Regions from separate parts of the Homo sapiens genome. Here regions 1 and 3 are each linked to region 2. A link is a contact called in ENCODE Hi-C data. All regions are on one chromosome and are shown on one strand. The core of a region is the stretch at or near the end of the contact, and the rest is flanking DNA. Distances in the headings are between cores, read along the strand shown.

Region 1 (4,254 bases), core at 327-2,826, 3.9 Mb after region 2:
ATATCCCTAATTTTGTATGTGTCATTTTTATATCAGACAACTTTGTTAAATTCTTCTTCTGCACTAAACAGTGGTAAATATTTCATAGGTTTTTTTCAATGGAAGAAAAAACAATGGTTTTTCTAGGAGCAACTCTCTCCATTTCTATTCCACTATATCTAAGAACATATGAAACTCAGTTTTTTGCTTTCAAATCAAACCATAAAACAAACATTTCAACATGAAATAAAGATGCACAATGTGAAAAACAATCTCACCCTTATTCAAAGGAGCAATGGCAGTCATGAAATGATATGTTCTTAATGAGTGTTTTCCTTTGAACTGCTAGAATGGAAATAGGAGTCTCTAGTGTTAGATAAGAGACTTTGTTATCTTGTTATCACAAGGACCAGCCAAACCAAATTTCTACCTAGTCAAACGTCTCAATTATTGGCATATATAAAATATATACAGAACAAATTTTCACTATGAAGTAAAAACAAATGAAGTATGTTGAAAATAGTAAAAATTATTGAACTAGGTAAATGACTCTTATGATACTAAACAGCCCATCATCAAGTCACTGTTTAGAGACAATGACTGCAACTGACAGCCCTGTTAACTTGTGAAGAAAAACAGTATCCAACTGAAATAACACTGGAAATGGAAACTTAAGTTATCTCCCCCAAGTTCTAGCCTCTTTTTTGGTCTGCTTCTCTTTTTTGTCTTTTTTATTTTACTTCGTCATTTCATAAAATGTGTGATTACCACTACTGCTATATGAAAATAATTCATATTCCCATCACCAATTTCTACCCTAAACTTCAGTGCCACGTTGCCAGTTGTTGACTGGATACTACCAGCAACAAATAATCCCATTTAATTTTTACTAAGCCCAACAGTTCTAAGTACTCTAACTTTGTGTATAAACTCCTCTCTCCATCTTAAACCACCCTCTGAGGACGGCCTTATTATTACCCCCATCTCACACTGGAAAGTTAAATAAGTAGCTCAAAGTAGCACATTGGGTAAGAAAAGGAACCAGCACTTGGACCCCAGGCATTTTTGCTCCAGAACGGATGCATTTAATCCCTGCTGCACCGCAACAGTGCTCCAGCTCTGTACCTAACTCCAATAGATACAAAACAAAACTCATCGTCTACTCTCTCCTAGTTCTTATTGTCCTACTTCAAGTGGAAAGCAACTTAAATTTCAGTCACCCGGCCTCTCTTCCTCCTCCCACAGGCAGTCAGTCCCTGAGGTAGCCGGGCCTGCCTTCATGCCAAAATTTCCCTGGGCAAAGGCCACAGGGATGGGGCCCGAGGAAAGGCAGCCCGAACGCGGGGGTGTGTCAGAGCGCTTTCCCTAGGTGCCCTCCCGGGGCTGGCATCCTCTCTGCTCCCCGAAACCAACTTTCGCCATCCCACCCCGCCCTGCCGCGGACCTGCCTTGCGCTATTCCAGCAGCTCCGCACCTCCACCCACTCCACTCCACCCTCCCCAAACAGCCCACCCTAGTCTCTATATCCCTGTGCCCTCAACTACCACCTGCACCCTTTACCTGCTCCTCTGCTTCCGCCATGGCGCCACGGGAGAGTCACCTGACAGACCCGGAAATAAGAGGAAACCACACACTTGGCCCAGGGCCTTCTGGGAAATGTAGTTTTAGCTTCATCTGAGCCTGGAAATCTCTTCTAGGGGACGGACCTGCTAGGGTTCATTTCTGCTGCCAATTCTCCAAACTCAATGGAATTCTGCTTTGAAGGATGTGAACATAACCATTGCTAATACTATAGCTTATTTTATTGTTGTTCTTGTTTCTCTAGTTATTCTAGTGTTTATTAAGCACTTACTATGTCATGCCCTGGGTTTATAGCTTTGCATAAATTATCTCATTTAATCCTCACAGCAATTCCTACTATCATCCCCATTTATAGGGGAGAATACCGTAGCTCAGAGGTCATGCAGCTAGTAAGAGGCAGAACTAGTAATAGAATTCAGCCCTGCCTGATGCCAAAGTCTCTGTGATTGCCAAATGCTGCTTACTCTAAAAGTGTTCTTGTCCTTTTTTCTCTCTCTTTTTTAAGTATATTCAGTGAATATAAAGCAGTCTTTGCAGTGGAGAGTCAGAGAAAATTTATACGCCAACAAATAATATCATTATTTTTGCTTGCTACTTTGTCTTCTCCTGTCATATGAACATTGATTTAAAAAAAATCTCTGTTGTTTAATAAATTAATTGTTAAACTTTTGTTGAGGATATTCAATAGGTAAATGTTCAAGTGAAGACACAATATGAAGTTGTCCTTGGTCAAAATCTGCACAACCACTGTATTACTTCCAGCCTTCAGAATGACTGATTCCTTCTCCATGTTTCTGAACATTATGAATTCTGTTTCTTAACCCTCAGGAATCTGCAGCACCTTGTCCAAAGACAGACATTTTACAATTTCCATTCACTGGAGTAGCTGGTGACCAGCAGAGGGCATTGCAAATGGCAGCATGTGGTGATTGCCTCAGTACCTTTTTTGACTCCCTGTGCCTCATTGACTCTGACCCAGTAGGAAGTCATGGACTCAGTACTCTGTCTGTAGCTTGCTCAACCCATGATTCCTCAATGGCCCAGAAGCCAAGGTGACATCATCTCTGAGACACCTGTCTTCTCCCCAGGGCCTAAACAGCCTTACCTCCATCTTCTTCCTCCAAGCCTTGCTGGGGTTCCTCTTCCAGTGGGCTAATCACTCAGCCGACAGGATAGACCACCCTGAGGCATTTAAATGTCTATAAGCAGCCAGGTGCAGTGGCTTTCACCTGTAATCCCAGCACTTTGGGAGGCCAAGGCAGTCAGATTTCATGAGCTCAAGAGTTTGAGACCATCCTGGACAACATGGCAAAACCCTGTCTCTACAAAAAATACCAAAAATTAGCCGGGCATAATGGTGTGCGCCTGTAGTTCCAGCTACTCAGGAGGCTGAGGTGGGGGTTAAGGCTGCAGTGAGCATTGATGGTGCCACTGCACTCCAGCCTGGGCAACAGAGTGAGACCCTATCTGAAAAAAAAGAAAAAAGAAAAAAGAAATCCATAAGCAAGCACCCAATGCCCTAAGTATAAACCTAGGGCAAGTATAAACCTAACCCAAGAGTTTCTAAAATCTCTTGCAAAGCAGCCCAGGGCCAAACATTGCTCATGATGAACTCCAGATCCCAGAAAAACTTTAATACAGACCAAAGAGACTGTGGAAGCCCTCAGTCGAGTATCCACGGGAAAGAGAAATAAAATGAGCTCTTCCACTTTTCTGACTTTCCTCACAAACTCCAATTTTCTCTTTTCTGTTATGAGTGACAGCCACCCATAAACCTCTAGGACTACAGCCTCTCCAACTGGGCAATCTCCTCTTCTATGCTGAATGGATGAGATTGGGATGAAGAAGGAAAATAAGGGATTATTACCACTGTCTTAACCACAAGGTCATTTTTGTTTTATGGTTCCATTTTATTTTGGTGAGAAGTCAAGCAGCCCAAGCAAGCAAAGCTGAAGGCCATCCACTCTGGGCCTTCCTGGCCTTTCTACTTTTCTGGAATGAGAATGTTTATTCTCTTTCTCAAGAAGGGTGTTATGGGTCTTATTAAAGATATAGCCAGACTTTATAGGTTTTCCTCTGCTCATTTAACCGTAGAAACTCTCAATTCCCCAAGTTTGTTCCGCATTCAGTATACTCTCTTGATTACAATAAAGTATTATGAGCCTCTTTCCTTTTGGAGAGACTGGAAAAGTGAAGAGACACAGGTATGGAAAGGTGAATTAGAGGAAGAAACCTACTATGAACTAGCAGGTTCGTGCTGGGACAGTGGACAGGATGAAATTCACATGTGACCTCCAAATCCCATTTGCTCATGTGAAGTGAGAGTTTGAGGCTCTCTTATCTAGGTGGTCTTGTATTCTCCAACTACTCTAAGTGTAGTCCAAAGACTACCTGGGAGCTTGTTAAAAATGAAGAATTTGGGGCCCTTTGAGAGATGTATTTAACCACAATCTGGATTTTAATAGTATCCCTCAGTCATATGCATATACTTTCAAGTTTGAGGAGTAGTCAGCCTAACAGTCACTGATTCTGTGTCAAATCACCTGCTCAGTCCACCCTCTCCCAACTTCAAGATACGGAGGTAAAGGGCTGGGCGCAGTGACTCACGCCTGTAATCCCAGCACTTTGGGAGGCCAAGGCGGGCGGATCCCCTGAGGTCAAGAGATCGAGACCATCCTGGTCAACATAGTGAAA
Region 2 (3,978 bases), core at 292-2,791:
AGACAAACAAACAAACAAAGAAAAACAAACTTGGTTTTTCTAGGCTTGAATCGGCAATGGGGGGAAAAAAAGTACCCTAGGAACAACCTTCTTGAGCCCATTAAAACATACAGAGATGACTGGCTTTTTATGACTGAGTGGCTTTTATTTGTGGCTGTGATCTCAGGGGAAGCCAATTTGCTGTGTCCTATTCCTTGACTTATACTGGACCCCAACTCCTGGCTAAGGGAACTTTGAGTCACCAAGGGAATCTGAAAATATACTAAGGGATAAATCAACAGTAATTAAATAGTTCAGTAGCGAAAAGCCCACTGAGGCATATAGAAAAAAGCAATGTAACAGCATTTCACTAGTTGACTTAGAAAAATTAGGCCTGTTATCCAAACTGCTACAACTTGCCTTATCAAAATTCAACCAGGAAACAGAGGAAACCTGAAGTCAGTCCGAAACATACGAATGCGTCAACTTTGTTTTTTTTTTTCAGCACATCATTACACATCATCCATTTGGTAAATGGCAGAGGGAGGGGAGGAGAGCCCTCCTCACCAAAGGTTCCAAGGGCAGCAGGGAGGATTAAGGCTCGGGCGCCCCAAACACAACACAACCTAGAAAGTGACGTGTCGAGGGGAATCACAAATAAAGTGCCACCAGCGGCGTTTGCGGCCAGGAAGAAAAAAGTACGCTAAAATTTAATTATAAGTTTAAGCAACTCTCTACGACATGGAACGTGCGTTTGCTTTGAGCTCCACGGAATCGTTTCCAAGCCAAAGCAAACCATCCTGGCGGTCAGAGGCCGAGATAACGGGAAGGCGGCCAGTCGTACCAATCAGCAGCGCTCAAGTCTCGTTAGCGCAGACCTGCTGCCCGCGGCCAGGCCGGGCAGCTGTTGATCCCCGGGCCATTCTTTTAAAGCCCAGGCAGAGCGCGGGTGGGAAGCGTGCGAGGAGAGCTGAGCCAGGGAGTTGCGGGGAGGAGAAGGTAAGAATGTCCCAGAGAAAAAGTCGGAGAGGGCTGCAAACTGGCTGGTCCGGCTGGCGGGGCTCGGCGCGGCGGAAGCGGGAGGAGAGGGGAAGGAAGGGGAGGGGAGGGGAGGGGAGGGGGCCAGCGCCTCAAAGTTCCGCGTCCCGGCGGCGCCGGCGCTAGGGCTGCTCACCTAACAGGAGCGTGGTCCAGGTCCGGCCGCGCCCCGCGCGCCGCAGGCCCAGCGCCCAGCGCAGCCGGGCGGCCAGGCGCCCCCCAAGGCCGCCCCCGGCGGGCGGCGCGCCGGGCTCGGCGCGGGGCCCCTTCCTGCCCGCGGCGCCCTTGCGCCCCGGGGACAGGGGCGCGCGCTCGGGCCCCGGCTCCCCGGCGCCGACGTCCGACGCCCCCCTCAGCGGCGACTGTGAGGCGCGGGGTGGCTGGGGCGGCTTGGGAGCCGCCTCCCGGTGCTTGTTCCGCGCCTGCAGGACCATCTTGGCATAGTCGCGCCCGCTCGCTGCGCGCGCCCGGACGGCGGCCAGAGAACGGCGGGCTGGCTGGGCGGCTGGGCGCAGCTCACTCTCCAGCGGGCGGGCGGGCGGAGGGTGGAGGGCGGGCTCGTCCCTCCCCGCGGGCCGGGAGGCGGGGAGATCGTGGAGGCCGGGCGGCTGCTGCCTGGCTGGCAGTACCGCCGGGAGGCGGCGCCGGACTTGCTAGCCCGCCGCCGTTGCCGCCGCTCCGGTTGTCACGGCGACCGCGGAACGCCGGGGGGCGGGGGCGGGGACACCCTGCGAGCGGCCGCGGCCCCGCCCCCGCCGCCCCTCTGCGCCGGACGCGCGCTCCAGGCCGGCCAGCGCGCACGCGCGGACTTCCGGCGCAGGCGGGGCCCGACCCCTCTGGCGCCCGGCTACCCACACCTCTTCGGCGCCCGCGCGGGGCTCGGCCGGTGCGAGGACGCGGGGGCGGACGGCCTTCCGGAGGCGGCCGCCCTTCCATTGTGGGAGTGATGGGGCCGAAGGAAGAGCCCTCTCGGGATCGGGGCGCTGATTCAAGTTTCGGAGCCTGTTAAGGCTGCGCTTGGAGCCCGCGCAGGCGAGACGCGGCGGGGCAGGGAGAAGGCGCCCGGAGCGGCCACTTAGGGGCGCTGTGCGTGCGCCCTGGGCGCCTGGTCGGCCCCACCGATGTGAAGCGCGCGGGTGGCAATCAAGTCACCGTCTCCGTTTACTCCCCGCAGTGTGGTCGCGCAACTTGGAGCGCAGCCCCTCACTCACCGACAAGAAGAACGGGTGCGACCCGATTTAAGATAGTAACAGAGTATTAAAATAGCAGCCTGGAATCTCATGGGGAGCTGATAAGGGACGAGGCACAAGTGTAAACTGAAGACCAGGGTAGGAGCCAGGCTGAAGGTGATAGGATGGATTGGCTGGAGCAGGAAAGATCATCAATAAGTACATTCAGTTTGTTACACTTGCTGTAACCTTGTTGCTTAATAGGAAGCAGGAAAACTTGGCGTTGATAAGATAGGAGATTTTAGTCGAAAATATGTTTTCTTTTACATAGCAGAATGCACGAGTAAATTAAACCCGGGAAAATTTAGAAACCCAGGTAGATCCCAATTCTCCCTCCACCCCTGCATTCTTTGCACACAGTCTTACAACAGCATGGATTACAACTGGGAGGTTCCTTTCCTGGCCGTGCCCAGTGGCTTGTTCCAAAAAGTTGTCTTTAAGTCCCAATGTTGTAAATCAAGGCCCATCGTTCTGCTTATCTCTATTGTAATTCCAGGGACTTCACGTGGCTTTCTCGCTCTTTGTTTCTTTGCCCAGTGATTTCTTTACTAATACCAGCATTCGTTCATTGTTAGCCTTTTTAAGAGACAGTGGATTATTTTGTAAAGGGAGGGTGTTTGCCATGCTAATTAATACTCCCTCATACCCTGTCTAGTTTATGAATTTGGATTTTCCAATGTCTTTATTGGAGCAAAGAACAACTATTTTTATACACTGGTTTAAAAAATAATGGTTGAAAGTAGGATGCAGAAGGCTTGGATTCTGAAACATTGTGTCAGCTGAACTCAATGCTACCTCTGGGATTAATGTTGAATGTATTCAGTTAAAAGAAAGCTAATTCAATGCCTATTAAAGATAATACGAATAACTGGCCGGGCACCGTGGCTCACGCCTGTAATCCCAACACTCTGGGAGGCCGAGGCGGGCAGATCACGAGGCCAAGAGTTCAAGACCAGCCTGGCCAAGATGGTGAACCTCTGTTTCTAATAAAAATACAAAAATTAGCCAGGCGTGGTAGCAGGCGCCTGTAGTCCCAGCTACTTGGGAGGCTGAGGCAGAAGAATCGCCTGAACCCGGGAGGCGGAGGTTGCAGTGAGCTGAGATACGCCACTGCACTCCAGCCTGGGCGACAGAGCGAGACTCCATCTCAAAAAAATAAATAAATAAAAATAATACAAATGATGGATTTTTTTTAATGATTAGAAAGACGCATGGAAAAAGAGGTTCAACATTTGAATTATTAGATTGCTGTGTGTCTACTTTATGTGATAGGCCCTGAATTCAGGAACTGCCTCCCTTAAGCTGGTACCGTTTGTACCAGGAAAACACTTGTTGAATGAGTGAGTGAATGAATGCAGTTCCACAAGTGCTTGTCAGTTCCCCTTCTCGGCTTGGCAACCATGCGGAGAGGGGCAGTGTGAGGTATTAGTTTTTTGGTTTTTTTGTTTTGTTTGTTTTTTTCTTAAACACGGTCAATTTAGATCCAGTTTGCAGCCACTACATTGACCCATACCAGCCTTGACCAAGGTATTATACCTCTTTGAGTCTGGATTTCTTCATTCTTAAAATGGAGGCAACAAAAACATCTAGTTCACAGGTTTGTAAAAAATAAGACAATGTGTGTAAAGCATCTAACAATTACATATATCCAAGTAGTTGCTCAGTGAATGTTCAAATTGTCTGGATGTTGGTAGTTGCTCAATAAGTGTTCAAAGTAGTGGATGACGTTTAA
Region 3 (4,453 bases), core at 1,076-3,575, 3.1 Mb after region 2:
TAATTGGTGCATTTACAAACCTTTAGCTAGACACAGAGTGCTGATTGGTGTGTTTACAATCCTTTAGCTAGACAGAAAAGTTCTCCAAGTCCCCACCCAACCTAGAAGCCCAGCCGGCTTCATCTCTCAGTTTCCTTTAGTTCTTTGAGCATATGTAAGACAGTTGACTTAAATCATTATCTAATAAGTCCACTATCTGGGCTTCCTTAGGAATGGTTTCCATCAATTTCTTTGAGACTTCAGAGGCTACACATGAGTGAATGCAATTAAATCCACAATGTGATGCCTCTACATATTCACCAGAATGTATAACATTTAAAAAGGAAAAGAAAAAGGAAGAACACAAAACACAAATGAGTATAGTAAGTGTTGGCAAAGATGCAGAGTAACTGAAATTTTCATTCACGACTAGGGCATGTATAAATTAGTAAAACCTAAAAACTATTTGGCAGTGTCTATTAATGTTGAATATATTGAATATATACCCTGTGCATAGTAACACTACTTCCAGGGATCTTCCAAAATCAAATGTGTAACTATGTGCATCATAAGACAGGTACAAGAATATTCATAGCAGCGTCATTTGTAATTACCCCAAACTTTAAATAATCTAATGTCAAACAACAGTAGAATAGGCAAGTAAATTTTAGAATTATATACAAAAATGAAAATGAAACTATTATATTCTTGAATATGGATCAATCTTACAAATATAGTATTAAGCAAAAAGAGCCACATAAGAGTGCGTATTATGTATGACTATTTATAAACATTCAGAAGCAGGCAAAACTAATTGGGTGGTAGGATTCAGAATTGTGCCTATCTGTGTGTAGGGGTATAATGACTAAGACTGAGCATGAGGAAAGCTTCTAAATTGCTGGTAAACATTTAAAATTTTGCTGTGAGGCGGTGGTTACACAAGTTTGTTCACACTGTCACTAAGACAAGCACTTATGATTATTACACTTATTTTGTATATGTGTTATGCTTTAAAAGGTTTTCACATCTATCAGTTTATAAAATTTTTTTAAATTGTATTTTATCAGTATTGGCGAGGATACAGGGAAAAATTGCTCAAATACTAGCAGTGGGAATGTAAGTTAAAACAACTACTCAGGGGAGCAAATCAGTGAAATCTATTAAGGATTTACATCGTGCAAACTCTGTGATCCAGTACATTCTCTTGTTGGTATCTGCACTCTAGAGAAATACTTGGACCTAAGTACAAAAAGGCATCTACATATATATTTATGGTACCATTGCTTCTCATAATAATATTAATAAACAAACGTGAGGGTGGGGGAATGGTACATTAATTATGTATGTATATATATACACATATTGGTTCTGAGGACATGCAGCATTTTCAGAGAATGAGGTAGATTTATATACAGATATGGAAAGATTTCAATGCTAAGTGTAAAAAAGTAACATCTACACTTGCAAATGCACAGGAACTAGGAGTCATCATCTACAGACTGGGTTTGTAATTAGGGCCTAAAAGGGATATAAGCATAATTGTAACGTTTAAGCTTTTTTTTTTTTTCGCATGGACAAAATCTTACTTGTGTAATTTAAAATTAATAACGGTACTTAGAATGACTTTGGAAAAATATACAAATAATGAAATGGGGATCCAAAGAATGTTCACTGTATACCTCTGTACTTCTAAAAATGTGAATAAGTGTAGCATCCGTTGGGAGAAAAGTTTAATTAAATTTTAAATAAAACAATAAAAGGTGCCTAACTTCGTGTGAAAACAGACATATAGATATAATTAAATGTGACTACCGCTTAGAGATGTTAGTTATGAACTAGGAGCGCTGAGAAAAGGTATCCTAAATAGGTCTGGGGGAAGTGAGAGTTAGAAGAGGTGACTCTTGAGCTGAGTACCGACATAGAAATGGTATGCCCTGTTTTTATTCCTGGAGGGCTCAGCATGAGGTGCCCAAGAGGCCCTGAAACCCATTTCCATGACATTTTCCCACGAGCTGGAGCATAAACCCCCACCGAATAACTGAAGGGAAGCGGAAGGCGCAGAAACGCGGACGAAGAGGAAGCGGGCGCTTGTTAAACCGTGCGATGCACAATGCGGGAAAGTCCAACCAGCTCCGTGTTTCAAAGCTGGATGCCCAGATTTCCCACCCATTCCTACAGGCAGACCGGCTCGCCCTCTCCCTCCTTCCCGCGTCGTTTACTGGTCAGTAGAAGATTGACATGTCATCTGGCCAATAGGTTGGCTCCTCTATGGAGGCACTCAGGAACCAGTCGGGTCTTTGGTCCCTCGAGCGAGATGCGAGCTGTGTGCGTCGACGTCAGCGTGCTGACGTCACGGGCCGGAGGTCCCGGGGCTGCTGGGTGCGGGCGGTGGGCTGCGCGTTGTCCGCTGGACTGGGTCCCGGTCACGCCCCGCCAAGCCCCGCCCCTCAGGCCGGGGCGCGACCGCGGATCCGCAGTTCCCGGGCCAGCCTGGGGCGGCCGGCCAGGAACCACCCGTTAAGGTAGGCTGGGTTTCTCGTTCCCCTATTTGACAGGTTGGAAAACTGAGTCTCCTGGGTCAGATGACTTACATGGGGGCGTACAGGGGACCCGCGGACGGAGGCCATATCCTGGTCCTGTTCTGTTTCCTGAGTCCTGCGCGAGCCTCCAGGGGAGGAGGAGGGGCGAGGCAGGCTGTGCTCATAATGGACACAAGAGTGAAGTTGCAGAATGCTGAGCCCCGCTGCTCCCACGGCGTGGGCCGGGATTCAGGGATGGATATAGGTAGCGGGAGTGTCCTCATTCCTCCAGCCTGCGGACCCTGAGGAGTCCCCGGTGGGGTCGGCCCCGGGCTGGCGCCATGGGCCCCCAAGAAGGACCAAGAATTGGTGACTGGGTGTAATGCGTGGGTTGTCCAGACACAGGCGGTTGTGAGTCTCTTCTATTCATTGAGAAAAGTCGTGTTCAAAAAAAAAAAAAAGAAAGAAAGCACGAATCATGAATGTTCTCCCTGTGGTTTCAGTTAACTGCTTCACCTACTCGTAGATATCTCGCCATTGTTTGAAATCTTAGTTGCTTGAATACTTTTGATTTAGGGTTAGGGATTTTTCCCCCTCTCTTTTAGTTCAAACATGGGTGGACATTGTGGAACTTTTCTTTGTTCACTGTGTCATTTGTCTTCTATTTCACAGATGGAATCACTGAATTCATCACTTGACACAGTACTAGTTTGGATAAGTTTAGCAAGGTAACCAAGTAACGGGTCTAATTAAATCTTTACTGGAATTAGTCCAGTTTGCCACATTTCCTTGTTAGGAAGAATTCTGAAAGGTAATTCCCGTCTGTATACCATATCTACCCATACGCCTCTTTCTAGAAGCAGGATCTCACAAAACGACTTATGGTATCCTTGTTTTATTGATGGATTCTGATAAGGTGGTGGATTATTCATGTTCATAAAATGAAAACATACAATATGTTGTCGTGTAGAAGTCACTGTCTTTAAAATCTAACTGTCTCAAACATTGGTCTTTTAAAACTGCATTATTGCATTGCCTAAAACTGCATGAAAGAAATGAAATGAAACAGCCTCTGAGGGATATTACCTTACTTATGTTCACAGAAGGATGGTGATTAACATCATTTGGATTTATTCAATGGACAGTTTGCCTGAGTGATTGTCTATGCCACTCATTGTTTTAGGTTTTAGAGATTGAGTAGTGAGCAATTTAGATAAGGCCCATACCCTCAAAGACTTTAACTTTTGTTGGAGAATATAATAAACATGTAAATCAAAGAGACAAGTTTAGATAGGAATAAATGTCAGAAAAGATACTACTGGGTAGAGAGTTTGAGAGTGACTGGGTTGTATGGAGAAATGGGATGGTCAGGGAAGACCTCCCTAAGGAGGTAACACGAGGTGACATTTTGGGTGATAGCTGAATGTTTAGCTGAGTCAGCCATGAGAAAATGGGCTGGAAGTTTCTAGGCAGATATAAACAGTGTAAAGGAGCTAAAGGAAGAATGAACTTGGCATGTTCCAGGGACAGAGGGAAGCCCGTGTGGCTGGAGCTGAGTGAACCTAGGGGAGGGTGAGGTGAGGAGACAGTGGTCAGAGGTGACACTGGAGAGGTGTACAGGGATTGGATCATCTTGTATCCCATGTGAGCCTTACAGGCAGGCAAGGGAAAGATAATTTGTGTACTGCAGAGTCTTGTTTTCTTTTAGTGATACTCATAAACTCTAGCCAACTTTCTGCTTTGTTTTGGTTATGAAATCATTGCAGTAATTTATTGTGTATATATTTTTTCTCCAGAGGCCCTCTTAATGAAAAGATCTTGTTTCCTTCAGCACCTTATCCGATGTAGTTTGTTTCCTTTCCATTGTTATATGCAGAACTCAAAGTCTTTGCTTTTTCTTAAGCTCCCTGCTTTTAATCCTTTCTACTTCCAACCGTGAATACTCTTTCTTATTA

The links. Hi-C counts contacts between places; a loop is a spot of excess contacts on that map. Pooled maps may share reads with other maps.
Region 1: a map of CD8-positive, alpha-beta T cell shows a loop between it and region 2 (15-fold over the local background). The contact joins the promoter of VPS41 here to the promoter of DPY19L1 in region 2. A Hi-C loop is called at or near these places in 3 of 168 maps with a recorded cell type or tissue (CD4-positive, alpha-beta T cell, CD8-positive, alpha-beta T cell and OCI-LY7), 1 of 37 single-sample maps with no recorded cell type and 6 of 50 pooled maps.
Region 3: a map of CD8-positive, alpha-beta T cell shows a loop between it and region 2 (7-fold over the local background). The contact joins the promoter of STARD3NL here to the promoter of DPY19L1 in region 2. A Hi-C loop is called at or near these places in 1 of 168 maps with a recorded cell type or tissue (CD8-positive, alpha-beta T cell), 1 of 37 single-sample maps with no recorded cell type and 14 of 50 pooled maps.

Annotation. Positions count from the first base shown.
Region 1 is chr7:38,907,615-38,911,868 of GRCh38, forward strand. VPS41 (VPS41 subunit of HOPS complex) reads right to left here and starts at 1,577. Exons shown (of 29, transcript NM_014396.4): 1 at 1,540-1,577. The coding sequence starts at 1,560. RefSeq lists an enhancer at 1,585-1,684.
Region 2 is chr7:35,035,944-35,039,921 of GRCh38, forward strand. It overlaps DPY19L1 (dpy-19 like C-mannosyltransferase 1), which reads right to left and starts at 1,542. Exons shown (of 22, transcript NM_001366673.1): 1 at 1,154-1,542. The coding sequence starts at 1,451. LOC105375228 (a long non-coding RNA gene) reads left to right here and starts at 843. Exons shown (of 3, transcript XR_001745162.3): 1 at 843-978. RefSeq lists silencers at 1,232-1,401, 1,432-2,101 and an enhancer at 2,152-2,381.
Region 3 is chr7:38,175,920-38,180,372 of GRCh38, forward strand. It overlaps STARD3NL (STARD3 N-terminal like), which reads left to right and starts at 2,326. Exons shown (of 9, transcript NM_032016.4): 1 at 2,326-2,501. RefSeq lists enhancers at 1-225, 1,973-2,052 and a silencer at 2,303-2,582.